Regions from separate parts of the Homo sapiens genome. Here all the other regions are linked to region 1. A link is a contact called in ENCODE Hi-C or POLR2A ChIA-PET data. All regions are on one chromosome and are shown on one strand. The core of a region is the stretch at or near the end of the contact, and the rest is flanking DNA. Distances in the headings are between cores, read along the strand shown.

Evidence for each region. A loop is a pair of places that touch in the nucleus more often than their neighbours do. ChIA-PET counts read pairs that join two places held with the same protein, here RNA polymerase II (POLR2A). Pooled maps may share reads with other maps.
Region 2: a pooled map shows a loop between it and region 1 (5-fold over the local background). The contact joins the promoter of CD79A here to the promoter of DBP in region 1. A Hi-C loop is called at or near these places in 2 of 50 pooled maps. POLR2A ChIA-PET finds 5 or more read pairs at or near these places in 3 of 52 experiments (CD4-positive, alpha-beta T cell, GM10248 and activated T-cell).
Region 3: a loop to region 1 is called in a pooled map, with 7 times the contacts of the local background. The contact joins the promoter of MYADM here to the promoter of DBP in region 1. A Hi-C loop is called at or near these places in 1 of 168 maps with a recorded cell type or tissue (CD4-positive, alpha-beta T cell) and 6 of 50 pooled maps. POLR2A ChIA-PET finds 5 or more read pairs at or near these places in 1 of 52 experiments (A673).

Annotation. Positions count from the first base shown.
Region 1 is chr19:48,635,391-48,639,653 of GRCh38, reverse strand. DBP (D-box binding PAR bZIP transcription factor) reads left to right here and starts at 2,275. Exons shown (of 4, transcript NM_001352.5): 1 at 2,275-2,798; 2 at 3,664-4,074. The coding sequence starts at 2,660. It overlaps CA11 (carbonic anhydrase 11), which reads left to right. Exons shown (of 9, transcript NM_001217.5): 6 at 33-105; 7 at 195-349; 8 at 601-766; 9 at 1,510-1,708. The coding sequence ends at 1,535. It also overlaps the pseudogene SEC1P. RefSeq lists an enhancer at 1,058-1,227 and silencers at 1,838-2,057, 2,228-2,337, 2,568-2,687, 3,724-3,783, 3,904-4,213.
Region 2 is chr19:41,875,423-41,879,685 of GRCh38, reverse strand. It overlaps CD79A (CD79a molecule), which reads right to left and starts at 2,407. Exons shown (of 5, transcript NM_001783.4): 1 at 2,303-2,407; 2 at 397-696; 3 at 33-151. The coding sequence starts at 2,381. RefSeq lists a silencer at 2,206-2,265 and an enhancer at 3,673-3,742.
Region 3 is chr19:53,866,613-53,870,850 of GRCh38, reverse strand. MYADM (myeloid associated differentiation marker) reads right to left here and starts at 2,968. Exons shown (of 3, transcript NM_138373.5): 1 at 2,908-2,968; 2 at 1,013-1,097. It overlaps MYADM-AS1 (MYADM antisense RNA 1), which reads left to right and starts at 1,744. Exons shown (of 3, transcript NR_184033.1): 1 at 1,744-1,942. RefSeq lists enhancers at 251-1,164, 1,165-2,078, 3,188-4,163 and a silencer at 1,353-1,412.

The sequences.
Region 1 (4,263 bases), core at 1,026-3,525:
CTCCTGTGTCCTCACCTCGTACCCCCACACAGGTTGCCAGTACCTCTAACCCATTCCTCAGTCGCCTCCTTAACCGCGACACCATCACTCGCATCTCCTACAAGAGTAAGTCCCTGGCGTGCTGGGGGCAGTGGTCACACACGAGGGGGTTCAAGAGTGCCATCCCTCTTTACTCTGGCCTGATATTCCCGCAGATGATGCCTACTTTCTTCAAGACCTGAGCCTGGAGCTCCTGTTCCCTGAATCCTTCGGCTTCATCACCTATCAGGGCTCTCTCAGCACCCCGCCCTGCTCCGAGACTGTCACCTGGATCCTCATTGACCGGGCCCTCAATATCACCTCCCTTCAGGTGACCCTCTGTCCGCACCGCCCTTCCTAGGCCTGGGTACTCCACTCACTGGCCTGGGCATCCCCTTGCTCACCTGCCCTCCCTCTCCTCATAGACTGAACTCAAGTAGGTAAGAGGGTCAGACCACCTTGGGGGTGGGTGGGGCTGAGAACAGACCCCGCCCACCTGCTCCCAGGGGCGGGGTTTCCTGCGTGACGTCACCAAGACCATTCACTATTCACTCCCAGTTTCCCACCCTCCTTCCACTGCAGATGCACTCCCTGAGACTCCTGAGCCAGAATCCTCCATCTCAGATCTTCCAGAGCCTCAGCGGTAACAGCCGGCCCCTGCAGCCCTTGGCCCACAGGGCACTGAGGGGCAACAGGGACCCCCGGCACCCCGAGAGGCGCTGCCGAGGCCCCAACTACCGCCTGCATGGTATGGTCCAGTCTGCACCCCCTCTAAGTCTTGGGCTAACCCTCTTATATGTGTCTCCCCTTGGTGTCTCAGTGTGATTCAGTCCCATCCTCCTTCCTGCGTCTATATGGTCTAGCCTCGTGAGCTGTCTCTTTTTCTCTCTTTCCCTACATGTCTATGTGGTACAGTCCACCTGCCAGCCCTAGGCCATTGCTAGCCCACGATTTGTCTTTCCTCTTCACTGCTTTGTAACTTGGTCTATAACCCTTGACCCCTGCCTTCCTATGGTCCAATTACCTACTGTTCTGTGCTTCCTATTACTGTGAATTTCCAAAATGGTACAATTTGGATCCTCTCTCCCTTTCCAAGTCGTACTACCTTACGCTGTTCCACAATCTGATGCTCCCTTCCCCCTTACTGAGAATCTACAAGGTACAACCCCTTCCCTCCACCTCTGCCTCCCTGTGGTTTAGCCCAGGAATCTCACACACCCCCGGCTTCGCAACATGGTACAGTCCACACCCCCCCCCCCCCATGAAGACCTTCAAGTAGTTCAGCCTACTGCTGAATCTGGACGTCCCGATTCCCCCCTCCTATTGGCTTCTTGTGGTTCAGCCCAGTGCTTCTCGACCTAGTACATTCTGGTTCCCCGCTCGCAGACTTCCGACGGTAGGGCCCAGCGCGGCGCAGCCCACGCCCCCTGCACACCCCCCGCCCCTTCCATCCTATACTGACGCCCCCTGCCGTTGTTCTCTGTCTTACAGTGGATGGTGTCCCCCATGGTCGCTGAGACTCCCCTTCGAGGATTGCACCCGCCCGTCCTAAGCCTCCCCACAAGGCGAGGGGAGTTACCCCTAAAACAAAGCTATTAAAGGGACAGAATACTTCCTGTTTTCTCAGTGGTCTGATTCTAGGCGCGGTGGGGAAACATTTGGGTATTAAAGAACAGACTTCTTCCGGAAACCAATCTTCCTCTTTCTAAACCTCCGCTCTCGGTATTTTGGCTTCCTGCTTCTCAAAACCATCTTTAGGACCGCGGCCCCTTTAAGCGGCGCCCCTTTTCCCCCCATCACCCCCCTCGCCATCAGGCAGCACGAGCAGAGCCATGTGCTTCCCCCTCCCGCCTGCCTCATTGGCCCAAACTGGGTCACGGTCCCGCCCCCCAGTACCGCCTCCCATTGGGCAAATGTAGGTCAGTGTCCCGCCTCCCACCGAAAGGCAAGGCAACTTCACGCGCTGAGCCCCTCACGCGCCCTCCTGGGCCCTGGCGGACCCAGAGGCCCCATTGGCTGTGCGTCTCAAGGTGTCGGAGACGATTGGTCCGTGTTTGCAGCCGGAGGGAGGCACGCGGCTGGGTTGCATGCCCATAGAGGCTGGCGGGGCTGGACGCGCCGGGCGGGGACCCGGAGGAGGGGCGCGCGCTGTGGCGTCGGGTGTTTTGGTTTGGATTTTTTTTTCCGCGAAAGAAGTTTGCTTTGGCCACGCCTCAAGGCGGCCGCCTCCTCCTGCCCCCTCCTCCGCCCCTCCGCGCACACCTCTCGGTGCAGATTGCAAAGCGCCTTCCGTTGCGAGAGCTGCAGATTTTGCAAGAGCCAGGCTCGCCCACCTTGTAGAAGGAGCGCCTTGAGTCCCCTCTCACCCTCGGTTGCAAAGAGCCGACCGCTTGATCTGGACACCCCCTCGCCCAGATTGCATGATCTCCCGGGACCCTCTTGAGTTGCACGTTTCTGCACCGAGGACCTCAAATCCCCGTCGCTCCTAGGATTTGCAGCGTTCTGGATACTGGAGGGTTGCAGGCTACACTCGCCCGCCCCTGGGCAGACACTCGTCCAAACCACTGGAGTGTGCTGGTGACTGGCAGGCCAGCCCTTCGCCTCTCCATGAACCCGTGAGCCTGGGGGCAGGTGCCAGGCGATGGCGCGGCCTGTGAGCGACAGGACCCCGGCCCCTCTGCTGCTGGGCGGCCCGGCCGGGACACCCCCTGGCGGGGGAGCGCTGCTTGGGTTGCGGAGCCTTCTGCAGGGGACCAGCAAGCCCAAAGAGCCGGCCAGCTGTGAGTTCTAACCCCCATCTCACCCACTTCGGACACCCTACCCCCTTAGGGACTCAGGTGCCGTGGGGTGGGGTCCCATAGAAACCTGCGTGCGGGGAGTCCATCTTCCCAACCTTAATCTACTCAATTACTCAGGTGTTTAGGCCCCTAGATCCCTTAGCGCCCAGGACCCAAAAGCGCCGGCTCTGAAGCCCGTCCACCCTAAGGACCCAGGCACCAACGTCCCCAACGTCCTCCCCGCTTAGTTCACAAGAGTGTAGGCCCCAGCCTCCTCTTCCTTTTGGTCCGGGAGTCTGGACCCCTGGGGTCCCAGGGAGGGGGTGTGTCGGGTGCTCACACGGTGGTGACACGGGCTTGGGCGGGGCGTCATGGGGTCACATGGAGTCTAGGGATGAGGGATGTGCCCCAGGAATAGAGCCCCTTCCTGCCCCTTACAGATGGTGGGGGAGGGGAAGGGGGTACAGCGCGCAGGGGATGGGGGTTGGGTAATTACAGTGAAATTACAGAGCTGTCATTTTTTCTCTCACCTGCCCAACCCTCCACCTACCCTGTCCCTGCCCCCCTATTCCTGAACTTCCGTCTCTCTTTCTCTGGTTCGCTGTCTTTCTGTGTGTCTATTCCTTCCCGGCATTCTGTCCCCATCTCTGTGAATCTGTCCACCTGTCTCTGCCACCCCCGTCTCCATTCTTTCTGGGTCTCTCTCCCACTCTGCGTCTCCGTCCCTTTTTCTCCCGTCTCTCCTCTCCGACCCCCCGTCCCCTCTTTCTCTGGATCTCCGCCCTGTGCCTCTCGGACTCGGGGTCTCTTCTCCATCTCTATCTCCCCCACCTCACCCTCATCCCAACCCGTCTTTCCCGGCCCGCAGGTCTCCTGAAGGAAAAGGAGCGCAAGGCGGCCCTGCCTGCAGCCACAACCCCTGGGCCAGGCCTGGAGACTGCGGGCCCGGCGGATGCCCCGGCTGGGGCAGTGGTGGGCGGAGGGTCCCCGCGGGGGCGCCCGGGGCCGGTGCCCGCCCCGGGTCTGTTGGCGCCACTGCTGTGGGAGCGCACGCTGCCGTTCGGCGATGTGGAGTACGTAGACCTGGACGCCTTCCTGCTGGAGCACGGGCTCCCGCCCAGCCCGCCGCCCCCCGGTGGCCCGTCGCCGGAGCCGTCGCCCGCGCGGACGCCCGCACCCTCCCCAGGGCCGGGTTCGTGCGGCTCGGCTTCCCCCCGCTCCTCTCCTGGGCACGCCCCCGCCCGGGCTGCCCTCGGGACCGCCAGCGGCCACCGCGCAGGTGCGGCGAAGGGGGCGGGGCGGGTCCTGACGGGGCGGGGCTTGGACTCAGGGGGCGGGGCTGTGCGACGCTGGGGGCTGGGACCGTGGGACCTGGCTGCGGCCTCGAATTCTGTGTCCAGTTGTCGAGAGGTGTCGTGGGAGGGGGCCAGATTCGGTGTCTCTTAATGGGTCAGGGACCAATGGATCC
Region 2 (4,263 bases), core at 1,158-3,657, 6.8 Mb after region 1:
CCCGGCTGACTCAGAGGTCCGAGGGGGCTCACCCTGAACAGCAGCAGCGTCCCAGGCACCACCGCGCAGAACAGGAGGATGATCCCCTCGGCTGTGATGATTCGGTTCTTGGTGCCCTCCCCCATGTCCAGGAAGGGCCTGGGGGGCGGCTCTGCAAGGAGGTAGTATGGCTCAGAGCCCTGGCCCCTCTTGCCCTCCCTAGCCTCCTGGCCCCGCCCACCTCCTGCAAGGCCCCAGACCCCCCAGAGACCCCACTCTGCAGAGGAGAATGTCCGTCCCTCTGTCCAAGCCGGTTTGAAACCCACATTGAAGGTACTGGCTCTATCCCCACTTCAAAGATAAACCGAGTGTCCCCAGCGGGACAGTGGGAGTAGGGGCCAGGGCTGGGCCACTCACGGCGCACGCGGAGGTAGGTGCCGCAGGACTGCTGGTATGACTCGTTGCCCTCCTGGACCCGGCACACGTATATGCCCCCATGGCTCTTGTTCACATTCTGGATGATCAGCGTACCATTGGGGTCCTCGCCCGGGCCCAAGAACTCAGGGGGCCACGTGTAGTTGCCATGGAGGACGCGCCACCAGGTGACGTTGGCGTTGTTGCTGCTATTGTGCGGGCATTGGAAGTGGGCGTCTTCCCCCAGGCTCACCATCAATGATGCTGGGACCTTGTGCATCCACAGGGCCTGGCACCCAGGGCCTGTGGAGAGACAGGGTGGGTGGGTCAGGGACTGGGGATGGTGACACATTTCCCCAGCCCTGGCCCCTGCAGTTCCAGCACTCCTGGGAAGAGGGTGAGGACTCTCCTGGGTGGGGAGGGAGAGAGAGAGCCCCTGACAGGGGCTGATACATCCTGGGGAGAGGGGGGATGCGGGAAAGTGAAGAAGCCCCTGGGAAGGAGAGAGGACATACCTGGTTGGGGTGGGTGAGGATATCCTGGGAGAGGAGAATGAGACTCCCTGGGATGGTAAGACCCCTGGGAGGCCCTTCTCACCTCTGCAGCGCCATCTCTTGCCCCCCTCCCGCATACCCACTTTGTACTCTGGCCCTGTGAACTCTCTGGATTTTGGATGTTTGTTCCAGGCACTGGAGGACCGCTGTCCAGACAGCTCCTTCCAGAAGCAGTGCAGGCGTCCCCTCCTCCCGCAGCCTTCCCGGTCCATTTTTGCACCCCAGCCTCAGCCAGGCCCAGCACCTGGCGCTTTTTCTTGTGTAATCATTCACAGAACCCTAGAAGTAGGTTCTCTCCTTAGCCCCATTTTACAGGAGGGATGGCTGAGGCTCTGGGAGGGCAGGCGGGTTGCCAGCATCACCAGGCAGTCAGGAGTGGCACTGGGTTCAAACTCTTGGCTCCCTGGCCTCTCCCTGCCTGGGCTGAGGAGCCAGTCTGTGGCCTGCCCTGGCCTGTGACCCTGTGCCTGGCCCTCATTCTCTGTAAGTTGTATGTGTCAACCTAGGGGTCAGGGGTGAGTTCAGTCCTTGGGCTGGGCTGCTGGTGATTGAAGGGGCTCAGAGCGGGGTGGAGACTGGGGGTGTCTCTGAGTGAGACGAGGCGGCTCAGGCTGGCTGCAGTGTCCAATCCGGGCTCCTCTGGGAAGCCCCAGCTCTCAGCCAGGCCTCCCACATGGCCAGTCCCCTCTTCTGGAGGTAGGTGGAGGAGGGAGGTGAGGAAGAGAGAAGGAGGAAGAGATGGGGAGAGGGGCCGAGCACCCTCATCGTCACGGGCTTAAGACTCAGACGTGAACTCCAATCCTTGCTCCCAGTGTCCCCTTGGGTGGGGAACCTTTTTCTCTGAACTCCTGGGTTAGCGTGGCCACAGCCCCTGCCAGCTGTCCTTGAGCAGGTGAGGGGGAGTCCATGAGACACCCATTCCCCCAGTGCTGAGAAGGGACTCCCAACAGAGAGAGGCACCTGAGGTTTAAGGCAGAGAAAGCTTTTTCTCCCCTTGACAGACGCTGAATGCTGCTACCCCTAAGTCCCCTTCCTGCCCCCAGCCCTGGTGCTCAGTCAAGAGCAACTTTAGTTCCTTATTTTGGCCTGTGGGGAACAGGAGGTGGGGGAGGTGACTCTTGCTCCTGCCTCCCTGTGTGAGACTGTGGACGCCCCTTCTCCTTCGCTGGGCTCCCTCCAGCCCCACCTTGGCCCATCTTGGCACAGATACGATTTCTATAGGCATCTTCCCTGGGTCCCCTATCCTCTGCCTCCTCTTCCCCTTTCCCTGAGCCCCCTTCCCTCTGCCTGTGCCCTCTCTGCAGCCTCCACAGCTTCCCCCACCTCCCGCCAGTTCCTGCCCTTTGGCCACATACCCAGGTAGACAGCAGACAGCAGGAAGAGGAGGAAGATGGTGGCAGGCAGAGCTTGGAGGACTCCTGGACCCCCAGGCATCTTCTCCCAGTGGGTTGGTTAGTTTGAGTTGCAGCAGTCCCAGGGTACCAGATCCCTACCCCAAACCCCACCCTACTTCCTGCCCAGCCCCCCGGAGATGGGCTCCAGTGGCCCTCGCTACTGGGCCCTTTGCTTGTTGGGCCTGGGGACAGCCCCTGCCGGGTATGCTTCAGGCTGTGAGTGGAGAGAAACTGCTCCCTGCACCTGTGGTGGCCACAATTCCCCTGAGAGGTGGCTGCTTGGGTGGGGGAAGAGGCTGGTTCAAGGGCTGGCTCGTCACTGCTGAGCCTTTGGAAGGAAGCCTAGGGAACCTGAGTCCTGGGCATGTGTCATGGGCAGGTGATGGTTCTGAGCTTGACCTCTCCCCCTGCCTGGACTTGGGCAAACCTTGTCCCTTCCCTGACCCCATTTCCTTGCTTCTTGGGATTAGAAACAAGGACTTAAAGGGGTTGTCACATGCACAGAAATGGCCCACAGTAGGCGCCCAGTAAATGTTAGTCACTATAAATACTCATGAAGAATAAATAAGGCAGGCTGACCTGTGGCTGACTACCCGTGTGACTAGGTGGGCACTTTGATCCTTCGAAGCTTGACATTTTTCATCTGTGAGATGAGGACCAGAATGTCTCCCTGTCTCATTATGTGATACGAGATGGTGTTCCTGGTATTCAAGGAGTGAGAACCATGATCAGCTCTTTACTGGAATTCTTTTTTTAAAAAAACAGGCCAGCTATGGTGGCTTATGCCTGTAATCCCAGCCCTTTGGGAGGCTGAGACAGGAGAATCACCTGAGGTCGAGTTTGAGACCAGCCTGGCCAACATGGCGAAACCCCATCTCTACTAAAAATACAAAATTAGCCAGATGTTGTGGCACATGCCTATTATTCCAGCTACTCAGGAGGCTGAGGCAGGAGAATCAGTTGAACCCAGGAGGTGGAGGTTGCAGTGAGCTGAGATCACACCATTGCACTCCAGCCTGGGTGACAAAAGCGAAACTCTGTCTCTAATAATAACAATAATAACAACAACAACATATATTTTTCTTCTTTTTTTTTTTTAAGAGGGATGGGATCTTGCTATATTGCCCAGGCTGGTCTTGAACTCCTGGCCTCAAGCAATCCTCCTGCCTCAGCTTCCCAAAGTGCTGGGATTACAGGCATGTGCCACTGTGCACAGCCAGAAGTTGTTTTATATTGACCTGCCATGACTGGCAAGGTAGGCCATCCCCCATTTTACAGAGGGGGAAACCGAGGCCAGAGAGGGGAGGTTGTCACTTGCGGGTGTCATACAGTCTAGGGGTGGTGGACAGAGATTCAAAGTCATCTTTGTGTTGCTCCCAGTTTCCTTTGAGCATGTCTGGTAGGAGGGAAATGAGGTCTGAGTGGGGAGGGCGGAGTTGCTGAGATATTTGTGAGCAGTTAGGGGACCCTCACACACATACAAGGGGATATATAAAATAAATTTATTGCAGGGAGATTTTTGGTAGCAAACATTGAGAAGCAAATGAAAAGTCCATTTGTGGGAGAATGGGTGCATACACTGTGGCAAAGTGAGCCAACAGAATGCTACAGAATAGGGGAAGGTGTCATAAGGCTGTCTCAGAAACAGCACAAACATCAGAAAAAATATCGTAGCATGATACAGTTGACTTGTTTTCAAAAGGCGTCCGCTGCTTAGGGACACACGTTTGTAGCAGAGGTGTAGACCCGTGCAGGGGAGTGGCAAACGCCCAGTTCCTGGGAGGGGTTACCTCTGGGGGACGCCAGGGTTGGGTCTGGGGAGGGACACACAGAGACACAGAGAGCTCATCTTGTCTTGGTTTTATTTCCTGTGTTACTTTTTTTTTTTTTTTTTTTGAGACGGAGTCTCGCTTTGTCACCCA
Region 3 (4,238 bases), core at 1,719-4,218, 5.2 Mb before region 1:
AGTCCTTGCAAAACCTACAGCTTCCACCTCCTTGTCCTAATGGCCCCCAGGAATCAAGTGCCCGTCCTCTTAGAAACCAGGTGCCCAGTTCTTTCCTTAGGCTGTAAACTGTCTCAACGCAGCCACAGGACTAAACCCAAGGCCTCTCCTAGCCACAGGAAAGTAACTTCCTCCTTTCAGCTTCAGGCACTTTGCAGGGCAGTAGCACAGGCCTTAACCTCTTCGTGGCAGTCGCAGGACAGCAGCTCCCTGAGACAAAGGAGCCAGGGCCTGGACTCGCTTCTTCCTCAGATACCTCAGTGTCTGGGACCCTATTCCTTGGAGCCCAAGCTTCCTGGTCCTTCTCCCAGGATCTAGGAGCCCAGGACCTAATCCTTCCTCCTTCAGACCCACGAGTCCAGACCCCAGCCCCTCCTCCCTCAGACCCAGGAGCCCAGGCCCCCAGCCCCTCCTCCCTCAGACCCAGGAGCCCAGGCCCCCAGCCCCTCCTCCCTCGGACCCAGGAGTCCAGACCCCAGCCCCTCCTCCCTCGGACCCCGGAGTCCAGGCCCCCAGCCCCTCCTCCCTCGGACCCCGGAGTCCAGGCCCCCAGCCCCTCCTCCCTCGGACCCAGGAGTCCAGACCCCAGCCCCTCCTCCCTCGGACCCAGGAGTCCAGACCCCAGCCCCTCCTCCCTCGGACCCAGGAGCCCAGGCCCCCAGCCCCTCCTTCCTCGGACCCAGGAGTCCAGACCCCAGCCCCTCCTTCCTCGGACCCAGGAGTCCAGACCCCAGCCCCTCCTCCCTCGGACCCCGGAGTCCAGACCCCCAGCCCCTCCTCCCTCGGACCCAGGAGCCCAGGCCCCCAGCCCCTCCTCCCTCGGACCCAGGAGCCCAGGCCCCCAGGCCCCCAGCCCCTCCTCCCTCGGACCGAGGAGCCCAGGCCCCCAGCCCCTCCTCCCTCGGACCCCGGAGTCCAGGCCCCCAGCCCCTCCTCCCTCGGACCCCGGAGTCCAGGCCCGCTGCCTACTCACCAGCGGTCTTAGCAGAGGAATCCACGGAGAAAGATCTGGTGGTGGAGACGGATTAAGCCACACTTGGAACAGGCTGTAAGAGCACCTGAGGGGGAGGTAGGCCGTTAGCGTCCGTTTGGACAGGCTCCTCCCTCTAGGGATCGAACGCCCTGCGGAGACAGGAACGTGGCGTGGAACCCAGCAGGGCCCTGGCGGTGACCCCGGGTAAGCCCCGCCCCCTCCCCTCCCCGTTCAGTTAACTGTTTGGGCTGCGGCGGACGGAACCCAGCGAAAGTGCACGCCCCGCGGGCCGGCGTGGGCGCGTGTGTGATCTTAACCCCGCGGGGGCGGGGGTGCGGGCGGCAGTGGCGGGAGAACCCTGGGCGGCGGCTGTGGAGGCGGGCGGCCCAGCCAGAGCCGGTGTCTCCGCGCCTTATAAGGGCTTCGAGTCGGCCCAGGCATCTGGAATGTGTCAGGGACCAGGAGGCGGTGCCCGGACCCCCGCCCGCCTCCGGGGCTGCCCGCCCTCTCCCGGATTTCCGGGGGGTGGGGACCCCGACTCTCAGGGTTGGAGGCCTGCATTTCTGGATCCCTATAAACATGGGCTGAGAGCCCCCCCAAGAGCATCTCTAAGACCGGAGTGGGCAGGGACCCGGGCCTCTGAGGGGCTCAGGCTCCAGGCCGGAAACTGCACGCGGTGCTGGCGTCAGGCCCGAGGCCCAGCTACGCCTCCCACGGCCTCCCTAATCGCCATTCGGGGCTTGCGGGAGCACCTGGGAGGCTCCACCCGGAGCCAGACACTGCCTGCCCCCACGCCCCTCCAGGACCCTCGAAGGAGAAGGAAATCGGGACTGGCCCAGCGTCCCGTGCTCTAGAAGGCGGGCTACTGCCCCGTCCCAAGCAGGGGAGGAGGACGAGCGAGGGCGTCACTCATTCTGTCCCCCGCGGAAGGTGGGCTAGCCGCGGAGGGGGGCGCGCAGGGGAGGGGGGCGCGCCGAGGGGAGGGGAGGGGAGGGGTCCACCCCGCCCTTAGGGCCTCCAGCCATCGCCCGAGATCAGAGCTCAGGAATGCGCAGCCAGACCCTGGAGGGTGAGGAAACACCCCTCCGGGATTCCTCGCAGCGCACCCGACTCTCCGGGCCACACCCAGCCCCTCAGTGTCCTCCCTCGTCCACTCCAGACGCCACACCCATCGCTCACGCTGAGAATCGGGCCCCGGAACCCCAGCTTCGGCTCTCGGCACCCAGAGGTGCGGGACGCAGCCCTGTCTTCTCCTCCTTTCCCAGCTCCTTCTGCACTTCGGAAGCACGGGGCTGGATCTTAACACCCCCCTCCCTCGGCCTTTCAGGAGCCCAAAGTTCCGATTCTGTCTGTCCCCTGGATGGGGAGGGGTCAGTAATTCTGAATTCCTTCCATTCTCATTCCCAAACCCAGGACACCTAACCCTAAGCGCTTCCCCTCCTAAAGGACCTCCACGTACCAGATTCCAGCCTCCAACTAGGGCACCTACGAGTCCCCATCTCTCTACTCCCGCAGACCCAGCCCCTCCTCCCTCAGACTCAGGAGTCCAGGCCCAGCTCCTCCTCCCTCAGACCCAGGAGTCCAGGCCCTCAGCCCCTCCTCCCTCGGACCCAGGAGTCCAGACCCCCCAGCCCCTCCTGCCTCGGACCCGGGAGTCCAGACCCCCAGCCCCTCCTCCCTCAGACCCCGGAGTCCAGGTCCCCTTCCCCACTCTTCCAGACGTATGACCTCCACAGTCCAGGTCCTCAGCCCTCTCCTCTGCAGAACCCCAAGAATCCTGGCCCAGCCCCAGTCTTTCTAGGGACCCAGACATTCTGAGACCCAGCCCATTCCTCTCTCTGGCCATAAAGACCCTAGACTGTTGCTTATGCCCTCTGGGGTCCCCACAACCTCACCTCAGGCAGCCAGTGGCGACTGCGGCTGAAGCAAAGACGACAGCGGCAGCTGGAAGGGTCTGAGGGCTGGGTGGGGTTGGAGGGCTGGGGAGCCAGCGCGGGCGGGACGGGGGCGGGGCCGGGGCGGGGCGCAGCTCCGGCTAGGGCGGTGGACAGGGACTTCCCCGAGTCTGGGCTATCCCAGCCCCGCCCCGAGGCGGGGCCAAGAGCAGACCACGCCCCCCAGAGTAAAAGTAGCGTGGAGCTCCCGCCCCACCCCAGTGAGCAGGGTGGAGGGCTGAGGTCACGGTTGCCGTGGTGACAAAACAGGAAGACACAACAGCTGGCGGCGTGGAGACTCCTGGGGGCTGCCCTCCTCGACACAGCCCTAGAGGAGTCTCCCGGGTAGGCCAGGGAAGACCGTTACCATAGAAACCCCGCATGTTTAGGGTTTGTTTAGTGCAGAGCCCCCCAGCTCAGGTCCCCGCCCCCGTCTCACCTCACTCCTTTCTTCCGCTCCCTTCCTACCCCCTCCTTCCTGGTCTGTTCCGCCCCCACCCCTTCCTTGCCGGATGAAACCTTAGACACCTGGGTCGCAGCGGATTGGGGGACCAGGCCCCTCAGTTCAATGGGGGGGCTAGGATCTCTGTCTCTTGGAGCCCTGAGGGAGAGCAGAATTGAGAGCAGTATTCCTGGGCTTTAGGTGGTTCTGGGCTACGATCCCTGACTGATGGGTCTCCCCAAGAAACAGAGGCTAGATTCCTGTATTTAAGGACTTGAAGGGGCGGCAAAATGCTCCCCTAGTACCCACTGGCACCGGGCGCCGCAGGGTAAGGGACTCGGGCTGGACGCAGGTCTCAGATATCACAGTGGATAGGGGTGGGGTGTGTTGGGGGCAAAATTCCTGGGAGCTAGCGCGGTAGCAGTTGGGGGCCCGGATTCCTGGGCTCCACAGGATGCCTAGGCTGAGGCCCAGATTCTTGGCTCAAAAGAACAATCAGGCCTGGGCGCGGTGGCTCACGCCTGTAATCCCAGCATTTCGGGAGGCTGAGGAGGGAGGATCCCTTGAGCCCAGGAGTTCGAGACCAGCCTGGGCAACATAAGGAGACTCTGCTCTATTAAAAATAAATCATCATGATCATCATAATAGAACCATTAAAGCTCAGACTCGGGTTTTCCGAGCAGGTGTTGCAAGCCTAGCCGCCTGGGTCTGGAAGGCAGCGATATTTTTGGCCTACATTCCTGACTCCTGGATGGAGGGAGGGACTCAGAATTTTAATGAGGATGGGGCTGGGGCTGGGGCTTGGGGCTCTGGATTCACGGATCCTGCAAGAGGGGAAGGGATCCAAGGG